Regions from separate parts of the Homo sapiens genome. Here all the other regions are linked to region 3. Evidence: chromatin contacts called from ENCODE Hi-C data. All regions are on one chromosome and are shown on one strand. Each heading gives the region's core, a stretch centred on a gene start or an enhancer-like site at or near the end of the contact. The rest is flanking DNA. Distances are from core to core; before and after follow the strand shown. Region 1 holds the start of LINC02343 (long intergenic non-protein coding RNA 2343). Region 2 has its middle 190 kb from the start of LINC02343. Region 3 holds the start of NBEA (neurobeachin).

Region 1 (3,943 bases), core at 1,093-3,592, 590 kb before region 3:
CATGAAGATCCAGGAAGAAAGGAAAAACTAGAGAAACGCTGCTGCAACATTCTAAAAGCTAATGGCTCTTCAGAATACCTGCATACTGCATGAGACCTCCCAGACTTTCCCTGGATGACGGTCATTTGGTCATCCATCTGGGTGTGTCAGATGAATTTTTCAGGATGATTCTAGTGCATCTGAAATCGTAGGTCTTCATATGCTTGACACAGGCTGATCATTTGTCTTCCTGCAAGAAGTTAAATTTATCATTTTTAATTGACAAGAAAACTCTGAATTCAGTCAAAGCCAAATGTGAGAAGGACTGAGAGTCATTGAAAATGCTACTAGGAAAGGTCTGTTTCCCAAAAGGGCATTTTGCCCTTAAGGAAGCACAAATGAGGTAGGCGTATTTGGGAATGTTTGTTTCTTTACACAAATGCACATTTTTTCTCATATCACCTGTGCATCATGTGAAGTGACATTTCCTCTGGTAATTACGCATTTTCTTTCAGCAGCAGAGGAAATTTTCATGTGAAAGGCACATAACTGTCAACCCATGAAGTAGTGCTTTTTAGGAAACTTAATCCCGGATGCCCAGAGCCTGAATTTTGTTCCTGAGGGTCATATGAAGGTCAACAAGAACATATCTTTTTCTTTAGATAAGAATGCATATCTCAAGCATAGGAGTCCATAAAAAACTAACATGAAATCTTAAAAGTTCCAAACCACAAATATCCCAACACTTAAACCTAGGGCATCAAACTAACCAGTAGCAAAAGGAAATAAGGTTGAAAACAGCCCCAGGAGGCCATTCATCCACAGCTGCACGATGATGCTCTGCAAGTCATGGCAACAACAGGGCAAGAAGGGATGGAGATAATTTTCATATTTGAGATATAGGATTGAATATACACATGTGAATAAAGACAAAGATGTAGGATTGGATACAGTAAGATGCAGTGGAGTTTAAGCAAAGAAAATGCATTCAGAAACCTTTTTTTTTAACTAGAGAAAAAATTATTCGTATTAAAGTGTTAACCTGGGTTAAGTCTTTTTCCAGAGAGCTAACTATGCCAATCTTCTTACTTATAATCACACCAATCTGCTGCAATAAAATCTCCAGAATGCCTGCTTGTGTATTGTTCAGTTGAGAGGAATGTGTTATGCACGCTTTAGTACTGAAGCTGTTTAAAGCTGTAAATAGTTTTATGCTCATATTATCACTTTTAAGAAGAAGAAGAAAAAGATCAAGTAGGCTCTTATCACCTCTCTGTGGTGATCCTCTCCCAAAGTTTTGTACACGCAACTCTTCTCTGAAGTCACAGAACTTGATCCCACGTTCCTCCTTTTCAGCAAAATGACCTGTGACCATAAATGATATCAGGAATCTAACAAAAGAGATACAAAAATGACAGCCATGACATGTCCTCTAGACTCTCCCTGGCCAGTGATGGTCACTGTCTAGGCTCTGATTCAGAGCCTGGGTGCATGGAAGGAAATCACACAATTCCAGGATCTCACAATTTTCTCAAAGACTTTCCAGTCCACAGGGCCAGTGTCAGGGTAGACAGAGGCAAAGATATGCATCCTCCATGAGCATGTATACCCTCTCATTGTAAATTATGGCCAAGTGAGAGTCATTCAGGGAGACACAGGGGAAAGGGACTCTACATCCTTGCTCCTGTAGACCAACATGAGCTCTCTGAGGAGCAGGGGATGGGAGCTGCTGTGTTATTTTACAGGTTAAGTCACATGTCACGTGTCCTTGCTCTGTCCCCTGTTAACAGCAAAGATCCTGTCAAATGCATTCAGTAAGGGATTAGTAAACTAGAGCTGACACACATAGTTCTGGACCCAGAGGGTCTTTGATAGAACCCTGTAGTTCATTCATCTACCTTTAGGAAGAGCTGTGGGGATATGACCTGCGTTGTTTTCTTAAAATAAGGAAATAGGGACATGTGGGAGGAGGGAGAGGAGCAGAAAAGATAACGATTGGGTACTGGGCTTAATACCCAGGTGATGAAATAATCCGTATGACAAACCCCCATGATGTGTTTATCTATGTAATAAATTTTCACGTGTACCCCCAAACCTAAAATAAAAGTTAAAAAGTATACAAATAAGGGAAGTATCTTCAGGATGTGTCTGTGGCTTTTAATCCATGTGCTTTCTGTTTTGTAAGAACTAATTGTGCTGAAGTCCAGCTCTGTGACACTGAAGGTCACCAGTTCCCTTGCTGGCTTCGACTGAATGATTCCCCTGTGAAGTCCCTTGTTTACTGTATTTGTAATTAGCCACCAAGAACTTGAGTAACCGGTTTCCGAGGAGAACATATATCCTGAATCAGTTCCTGGACATTTGTTTGAGGTCTTGTAAGGGAAACTGAAGGGAATTGTGTATTGAACAGGATGGCTTAGACCTGCTCAACTTCTGAGAATTGAGGTAAGTGCCTGACGTCAGCATGATTTCTGTTTAGCAGAAGTGGGAGTTTTAATGAAACCGATCTTTGAGCTAACGAATTTAAATGACTGAACTAAGGTGTCACTTTCAAAAGTATATATTTGAATCCATATGTTTTTTGTGGCTGTGCACATCACTGCTAGAAATTTGCGTTTAACTCGGGTAATATTTGCAGACTGACAGGGGGCAGATGGGAGCCAGCTGCTAAGTGAGAGAATCCACCTGCTTGCCAGTTGGAGTGTGATAGGAAGCAAACGGCCCTGATAGAGACTCTATTTCTAGGCACACTGACAGAGCATTCAGCGAAGTGTCACCACACTTTGCTTCATCTAGATCATCAGGGCAAACCTGAAACTCTATCAGGAGAGGGACCAGACTCTTCCAAGAAGATGGAGGGAACCAGGGACACAGAGCATCCTCCCTACTCAGGTCCCTATTGCTATGGTAAAGGAGGAGAAGAAAGACAGATGAGGTGAGGAGGCTATTCCAGAAACTGCGTGTGAAATGGGTGGTAAGACATTGCCTTGAGGCATTGCTGAAACAATCAGACTTTCGAGTCTAGTCTGAAGGACATAAGACCAGGGAGACCTTGATATGCAGAGATGCTACCCAAGCTTGGAACCCTTCCAGAGAGAGCCCCCCAAACTTTGTAGAATGTACCTAGCAAGTCAAAGCCTCCTTTGTGCCAAATATCTGTGTTCCTGCTCTCTACTTCTCTACTTTCTACTCCACAGCAAAATGTCCAAGAAAATTCGATCTTCCTCTTTGCTCTCCAACCCTATTCCTAGCCTTCAGTTTTGTTTTGTTTTTTTTTGTTTGTTTGTTTGTTTCTGTTTATCAAAGGAGTGGAATGCATCAGGCAAGAAAGTACCTACCTGCTACACCTTATACATTTTCTTCCTGCTTAGCTCAAACCTGTGAGTGCTGTAGCCAGTGAGGTACATTTCATTAAATGGATGAACCTAGACTTGGGGTATGTGGCAATCAACACACAATACTGAAAAATCTGAGTATGGAACAATCACCTGAGAAAACAGGGTAGGACGGCTTAACCCTTGTGTTCATGCTTGCTCACCCAGGACTTCAAACATCCCTGTGCCTCACTGGGCAAGCCCATGGCCAGGGCAAAGGATATGGAGAGGTGCCCCAATGGGAATGTATACCCTAGAGTGTTGTGAATGCTGGGTGCTGAGGCACCTCAAGGACTGTTTTATCCTAAGCCAGAAGAGGCTCTTTCCTGGAATGCCCAGTAAAGTTCTTCCTTGAGTTTGGTCAAAAACCATGCATTCCAAGCAAGCTGCACTCTGAAAGTCAAGTGTGGTTTTATTGCACTTACTGATTTCCAGTGTGACTCATTTGTCTCAGCAACTGGACATCTGTGTCCACAAAATGGAGGGCACCCAGCCAAGTGTGGGGATGTTCTGATGAAGTTTGGAATTTGTGCAACACATTTTTCATGCTCAGCTGAATTATTGGTAGAAAGCAAGATGCTGCCTAATGA
Region 2 (3,622 bases), core at 993-3,492, 790 kb before region 3:
TTTTTTCTTGAGTAATATAAGCAAATCCCAGACATCTCATTCCATCCATAGATACTTTGCAATGCATAAAAGATATCAAATAGTATTTCTTTAAAAAAAAGGAAAAAAAAGAAAGGGAAACTTGAAAAATACTGACCTCCACCCCTGCATTCAAGGTATCCAAATTTTACTTTCAAGGCCTAGTTCAAATTTGCTAGGCTCCCTCTCAGTAGGGGCTGCATCCTCTTACTTGCACATTTGGAAATTTATTTTCTGCTGTCTTGTAGCATGTCCTGAATTAACTTGACATAACATTAAATTTTGTATTTTTATTTAACTTCTCAAGAATTTATGTTGTTTCTAAAACTAGAACAGGGAAGCAATGTGGTATAAAGGAAAACACTCAAATTTGGACTCAAAGGCTTAGTTCTAATTGGGATTTTGCCATTTTTACTTAAGTTTTCTGAACTTCAGTTTCTATAGCTGTAAAATGAAGAAGAAACTGGCCCTGTTACATTGCAAGCTACTCACATTCTTACATTTTAATTTGCGTTTATTTTAATAACTTAATTTTTTAATATGGGATTAAAGATGTTTACCTGCATGAATACATTTCAACAGAACCAGAAGAATTGACTATGATTTTTTAACCCATTAAGATAGCATAAATCACAACACATGATTTATTTATTTGAAAGATTAAATAAGATAATGAATGTGAAATGGCTGGCTCACAGCAGACTGCAATAGATGGTACCTATTATTATTAGCTTGGGACCAACTACCTGGAAGCAAGAGACTGTGTCTTCAAAAATTTGTTTCTTACCCCACAGAGCTTAGTCCTGTGACTCACACACAATCAGGAGAAGGACAATTAATATTTGGGTCTTTGCCTTGCTGATATGCCAGGTAGAGAAATGTTTACACATTAGGAAAAAAAAAAAAAAAACCTTGCGATATAGAGAGTATTTTTCACAATATCTGGAGAGAAATTTCATCTGATTTGGAATTATAGGTTGAAGGACTAGACACGACCAGGATACGTCCTGAGACTGAGGGACAAATCCTTATTCTAGCCACACGCAAACAGCGGATTTTGAAAGCTGCCTCCAGCAATATAAAAGAACCTCAGAGCTGTGACTCAGCACAGGGTTATAACACTCTGATTTATCTTTCTCTAATCTCTTCCTCAAGGTCTGAAAGAATCTACTGTGCAATTTAGCAGAAAAAGTAGACAACCTCCGCCCGGCTCTTGTGCTCCGGTAATCCTCTCTCGAACCTGTGAGCAATTTCCAAAATCCGGTCTCTTTCTTCTAGCTCTGGTGTAAATGTCTTAGAAAGACTTGTAAACCAGAACAAGAATTCAAATAACCTGCCAGGTCAGTGTGCTTGCATAGACTTTTGAAGTTTAGAAAGATGTATGTATGACCAGAACCCCAAAGAGCTAAGCAAGATGACTGGAGGTTGCTGTTTCCAAACACCATGTCTGCACGCAGGGAAAATGTAAGCAGGTTTAATTGTCAGGATCTCAGTACTCTGATCCCGCCTACAGTCCATCCTCTCCCAGGAACTCAGAACTCTAAGCTCTTTCTCCAAGAACTGCTGGGAGGGGACCCTGGATTTTCCTTGGGGAAAATCCAGTGTTGCCAGGCTGATGACAGATTGCTGTTTGGTATTATTAACAGATATCAGTTGAGGTTGGCAAAACCTCTCTCCTTCCTTCTGCCCCCTTGCCTGTCGATATTTATTGATTCTCCATAGCGTTTAGAGCTGAATTTAACTCCCCATTTTTTCTCTTCTCAGCCTCTCCCTGTTAACAGGTTCATCCTCTAATTCTGAGTTGAAAAATGGATCCCCTTCCCTTCCAAAGCAGGGAAACTTGACTACAGGCGATCACATTTTTTTTTTTAAATGTGTTAAGAATCACAGCAGTTGTCCACTGTTGACAAAATGCTCAAAGGACAGAGGTGTGAGGGCTTGTGAGAAAATCCACAAATTCATCATGAAGTCCGTCATGGCAGTTAACTTGAAAACCAGGGATGACAATGTGGGTGACACCTCCTTCTTAGAGTGTCCCATCGCAGAGAACAGGGGTGGCTTGATCTGTACGGCATCCAGCATTGTGGGGCCTATGGTAAGCATTCCGAGAAATAGGGGGAGCATGTAGCATCACAGGCAAGAGGCGAGATGAATGAACTTTCTGTTCATTTGAGAGTGCAGACAGAGGTAGGAGGAAGTAGGTGGAAATGAATCAGTGAAATAAACCGGCATCTGCTCGCACACGGAGCATGCCGTTTCCTGACATGACTCACTGCCCAGCTCCTCCTGCCGCCTCTGACTCACCGTGCAGAGAGGCTGGTTTCTAAGGAGACCACTGAGGGCTGGGCAGTAGCCACCTGTGTAGACACTGTGCTCACATGGCCGTGGAGCCTGTTATCTAGAAAGCCTCATTTCTTTAAATGTCATTAGAGAGAGAGAGAAAAAATATTTCTTAAGGTTATTCTTGAGGTTATTTACAGACACACATCTGCTAGGAAGGAATGAAGTTCTTTGTTTGTCCAAAATAAGCAATTGATCCATGTTTTGGCCAACAGAGCTGTGCTAAATGCTGGGCACATTTGGAATGACTGGGGGATAGGGGAAGGATGCAGGAATGAAGAAGAGAAAAATGGAATTGATATTTCAAAATAAAATGCAAGTAAATCTATGACATATACTTACATAATAGTGGCTCACATGTTTAGTACTCACTGTATGATGGACATTGCCAATAAAAGATCAGTAAGCCCAGTTCCTCCCCTCTCAGAGCTAGTAGGTCCCAGGACGGTGGAGACAGCGAGCTTCTCAGAGAGCAGCTTTTCTGCAACTCATGGAGGGTGGAGAGAGAAGTTAATGTACCCAAAGTGAGAGACACAGATGGCACCTACAGGAGCCTTTCCATTCTCAGGCCACCCAGAATCTCAATTAGTCCCACACAATGGTGTAGAAGCTCTCATCTAACTTGGTTCATTGAATGAGTTTGAAAATAATGGTAATACTGTTTGTCAGTAAAGAGATGCTGGCAAAATACTCCAAAAGTTTCTGCTCTTAAAGAGTTAACTACTTCCCCTGAATACCTATTTGTATTTTTTAATAGCTTCAAAATACCTTATCACAGGCAATGGAAAAACAACAACAACAACAACAACGTCAACCTAGCCAGTGTCAAAACTATCGTAAGTTCCCAACTAATGAATTTTAAATTTTCATGAGCTTCTATTAGGTATTTTGTACCCTTAGTTTTTTTACGCCACCAACACTTTTCATCAAAAGGGCATGAAAACATTGTGTGTTTTTAAAGGGTAAGAAAATTCTGAGGTCTTATTTTCCTTTTAACCTTATGTTCAATAAGCTCACATCCTTGCAAAGGAAGTACATAATTCTACCATAAAAATCAGCCTTTCATGGATTCAGAGTTTTTAAGAAAGTCTAAAGTAAATTTATCTGAAAATAAATCTTCCTGAGAAAAAATACATTTTTTTCCTGGAGTCGTTTTTAAAAATATGACTTGATATTATAGCTGTATGAAGGAGTATCTGAAGTACTGACTTCTTATATCATTCCTTTACATTTTCCTCAGAGTTTTGAAATTGCTCCCTATTGA
Region 3 (3,767 bases), core at 461-2,960:
AAAAGGTAGAACCTGCTGCCATATAGATATATGCACAGTGGGTAAAAAAACTTAGTGTGACAACCTTTCAGTCTAGATTTATGTATTTTACAAAGATATCATTTTAAATTTGCAAATGAAACAGTACTCTTAAAAGCAGATGATACTCACTTGGGACAGACAAAAATGTAGTAGAAGGATATAAACGTTACAGGATTTTTCAATTATATAGTATATCTCAAGTCATACTATTATGACTTGTATGTTTTGTAAATTTCCCGTACAGTTTCAAGCATTCTAGCATTTTATAATTCAATTGCCATTTAATTTAAATGGACATGCTAGTTACCACTGCTTTCAGAAGTGTTTGCTTAACTACTTTAACAATTCAATCACTTTGGTGCAAGTTTAAACAAACAGACATGCAACCAAGAATTCATCCTAAGTACTGGTTTTGAGGAACTTTTTTATAACCTGTGGTACTTAGAATTTTACCGTGTTCCCATATCCTGGGAGTTAACTTGACTGGCAGGTCCAATTAAATATGAATAATAACAAAACTGATTATGGTGGATTTGTATATTGACCTTTTTCATTTGAGAGGACAATTAAAACGATCTGAATATACCTCAAGATACCTAATATTTCTGGTGACTTGCAATAATCTTTATTGAAAAGGGAAGACCTCATGAAATATTAAAGAAAATTATATCATTCCTTTCAAGGAACAGTCATGCCTATTTAGTTTTAATTCAATACTAACAGCAAGATTACTGTGTACATTTTAATTTTTAAAAATTAAAGGTTTATTTTTTGTCTCGTATCTGTGCAGACATAGATATGTACTTTTCTCACAGACAAGGCTGGCAGTGAGAATCACCCATGTTTTTAGATAATTTCGAAAGTCCTCTGAATTGTACGTGCCTGTGAAAAAAGGAAACATTAATAATTGGCATCATACCTGAGGATTGTCAGGATTTTGAAAGTGTGGGATTTGTCGTTCCCACCAAACTACCCCACAGTGTCACACACTGCAGTCTTTTTAGGCTGGGAGGCGAGTTCAAGAGCTGTTTGTTGTTCCGAGCTTGATCCAGAGAGGATCACTGTTTGACAAGTTCTATTTTAAGTCGTGCCTGAGTGTGCAGGTGTCAGCCTCTTTCATGGCTGTAGAAAAAGCACCATTACACTCCGTCTGTATTCTTCCCCCGACAATGCAGGATCGCCCCCCCGCCCCCCCGCGCGTTTGTTTCTGCTTTGCCAGCCACTTTTTCTTTGGGAAATTCTAGGGAGGGCAGGCGGACAGGACTGCGAGGAAGGGCGAGGAGGGGCAGAAAGAGGTCGTCTGCCACTCCCCTACCTTACAAGGCACGTGGCACTGGCAGTAGCAGCAGCTGGATGCAACAACTGAGATGAGGAACCTCCTCCCAGCAAGAGGATATTGAGAGAAGGAGGAGGTGGCAGCGAAGGCAAGACATGCACACTGTGTCCTTCCCCAAAGGGAGAATCCGCCCTCAAGGGAAAAACCACAAGGAAGCCACTACCCGCCCCGCCTCTGCCAGCTTGCCCCAGTGTCTGGCAGCAGTCCCCATGCACCTGCTCACCTGTCTATCCGTTCGGGGTGGTTGGGGGAGGGACGAGGGGTGTCGGGGTGGGTGGGTGGGAAGAGAAGGAGGGCAGGGCAAAAGAGGGGGTGCACCGAGGGCTCCGCCCCCCCGGAGGCTGTGCGCAGGCGCAGTGGCTGCTACCGCAGGCAGGGGGCGGCAACATGGCGGAGTGAGCGGCGGCGTCGGGGCTTCACAACAACAGTGGTGGCCGTAGCAGCGGCGGCAGCAGCGTCAATAGCATCGGCCACAGCCTGAGCTTCAGCACCGGCCAGCGTCGTGGCCAGCTGCTCGCGTCCTCGGGCTTCTCGGAGCGGCTGCAGCATCTCCGCGGGGGGCGGGCCGGGCCGGACAGACCGGGAGAGGGAGAGAGCAGAGGCAGCGGCGGCGGCAGCGGCAGCGGCAGCGGCACACCTGCTGGGCGGGCACAGCCGCTTGCCCGGCAGCGGTTAGCGGTACCGCCACCGCCGAGAATAAGCCTGCGGATCCCCCGCCGCCTCCGCGGGGGAGAGCGCCGGAGCGGGCCGGGCTGAGGCGCAGGCGGGGAGCGGGCCCGGCGCCGCGGCGCTGGTGGATGCTGGGGCTCCGAGGCGACGGCCGGGGGGCGGGGGCCGAGGCAGGTATAACGGTACCGGCGGCGGCAGCGCCGCTGCTCTTCCCTTCTCCTCAGGAGGGGGGCCAATGGCTAGCGAGAAGCCGGGCCCGGGCCCGGGGCTCGAGCCTCAGCCCGTGGGGCTCATTGCCGTCGGGGCCGCTGGCGGAGGCGGCGGGGGCAGCGGTGGTGGCGGCACCGGGGGCAGCGGGATGGGGGAGCTAAGGGGGGCGTCCGGCTCCGGCTCGGTGATGCTCCCCGCGGGGATGATTAACCCTTCGGTGCCGATCCGCAACATCCGGATGAAATTCGCAGTGTTGATTGGACTCATACAGGTCGGAGAGGTCAGCAACAGGGACATCGTGGAGACGGTGCTCAACCTGGTAAGGAAAAGGCGTGCTCTCAATCTGCTTCCCCAGTCCCCACATACACCGTCCCCAGCGCCTTTCCCTCCCACCCTTCACCCCCAGGGTCACACGCGCCGCGCGTCCCTGGGAGCGCAGAGCGTTCAGCCGGTATTGCCCAGCGGGTGACCTGCCTGCGCGCTGCTAGAGCCACGCCACCTCCCTCCTCTCCTCTTTCTGGTCCTCTCCTGCCACCTGAGCGCAGTGCCCAACTTAACACCGCTTCTTCTCACTTTTTAGGACCGCGAGTAACCCAGTACCCGCGGTGAAGGTTTTGGGTCGACTTTAGAGTTTAGTTAGGAGGTGAGGAGGCCTCCTGTTCTCTGGGGTTCTTTTTCTCACACTTAATTGTCCTTGGTGTCGCTCTCCGAGGATGACAGCCTTGCCCCTGGAGCCTAAATTCCCCCGTGCTGCTGAAATGTGAGAAGCGCATTAGCTTCCAACTTGAGCAGCTGGGGTGTGATGTTTTCGAAGGAGACAGAAAATGATGCAGTTTTGCATCTGTCTTTAAATATTCCAAGGCCATGATGGAGAGTGTTGTGTCTGTATCCATCCCCCTCCATCTCAGAAGCAGCCGTCCCTTCTTTGTAATATTGCCCTGAATATACTGATCTCTTAGTCATTTTTTGTGCACACAAGGTGTGTGAGGACACCAAATCACACAGGTTGATTTCTGTGGTTACTTTCAGTAGTGTGGCATGTGGGTAAAGACTAAAGGAAAGGTTTTAAACGCAGCCCTAGGTTTTGGTTCCTTTCATGGTAAGAAAGAGTTACTGCAGAAGTGTGTATGACTTAATGTTTTGCGCTATCTACAGAGAGGCTCAGAAGCGTTTAAGATGTCAGGGAAAGAAATGGAAAGAAGGAGAGGAGAATCATACATTGAGGATAATTAACAGTAGTTCATATTTAGTGCTTTGTAAATGGAGGTTTTGTTTTGTTTTGTTTTGTTTTTAAATGCAGCCAAGCTTTTTAAACAGTTTTCTCTGCAATAGATCTAGTCTTTGACATACTGTAAGGTTGGGCTTTGGGAGGCAAGACATAAATCGAGAGCAATCAGTTGAGTATTGTATTTGGTGTGGGGTCACAGGAATATAACAATATGCTTACAGGGGTACTTTGTAACACCCATGCAGTCATTTTTCAGCTAAGCAATTATTTTTACTTACTCTATTGGAAAACTGAGAGAAAGCT

Evidence for each region. Hi-C counts contacts between places; a loop is a spot of excess contacts on that map. Pooled maps may share reads with other maps.
Region 1: a map of PC-9 shows a loop between it and region 3 (3-fold over the local background). The contact joins the promoter of LINC02343 here to the promoter of NBEA in region 3. A Hi-C loop is called at or near these places in 2 of 168 maps with a recorded cell type or tissue (PC-9 and heart right ventricle) and 4 of 50 pooled maps.
Region 2: a loop to region 3 is called in a map of PC-9, with 3 times the contacts of the local background. The contact joins the enhancer-like site here to the promoter of NBEA in region 3. A Hi-C loop is called at or near these places in 3 of 168 maps with a recorded cell type or tissue (Calu3, PC-9 and endothelial cell of umbilical vein), 6 of 37 single-sample maps with no recorded cell type and 16 of 50 pooled maps.

Annotation. Positions count from the first base shown.
Region 1 is chr13:34,345,701-34,349,643 of GRCh38, forward strand. It overlaps LINC02343 (long intergenic non-protein coding RNA 2343), which reads left to right and starts at 2,343. Exons shown (of 4, transcript NR_146542.1): 1 at 2,343-2,424.
Region 2 is chr13:34,154,914-34,158,535 of GRCh38, forward strand. No RefSeq gene overlaps it. Among named protein-coding and RNA genes, the nearest start is that of LINC02343, 190 kb to the right of the region's middle. RefSeq lists an enhancer at 1,640-2,839 and a silencer at 2,348-2,407. Within about 2 kb of position 2,243, at least 13 of the 41 ENCODE cell types and tissues checked have a DNase peak (open chromatin) inside an H3K27ac peak, as active enhancers do; they include PC-9 and endothelial cell of umbilical vein, where a contact is called at or near this core.
Region 3 is chr13:34,940,560-34,944,326 of GRCh38, forward strand. It overlaps NBEA (neurobeachin), which reads left to right and starts at 1,711. Exons shown (of 59, transcript NM_001385012.1): 1 at 1,711-2,555. The coding sequence starts at 2,262. LOC124903231 (a long non-coding RNA gene) reads right to left here and starts at 1,631. Exons shown (of 2, transcript XR_007063908.1): 1 at 1,581-1,631; 2 at 762-1,143. RefSeq lists an enhancer at 1,293-1,402 and silencers at 1,573-1,642, 2,083-2,202, 3,262-3,351.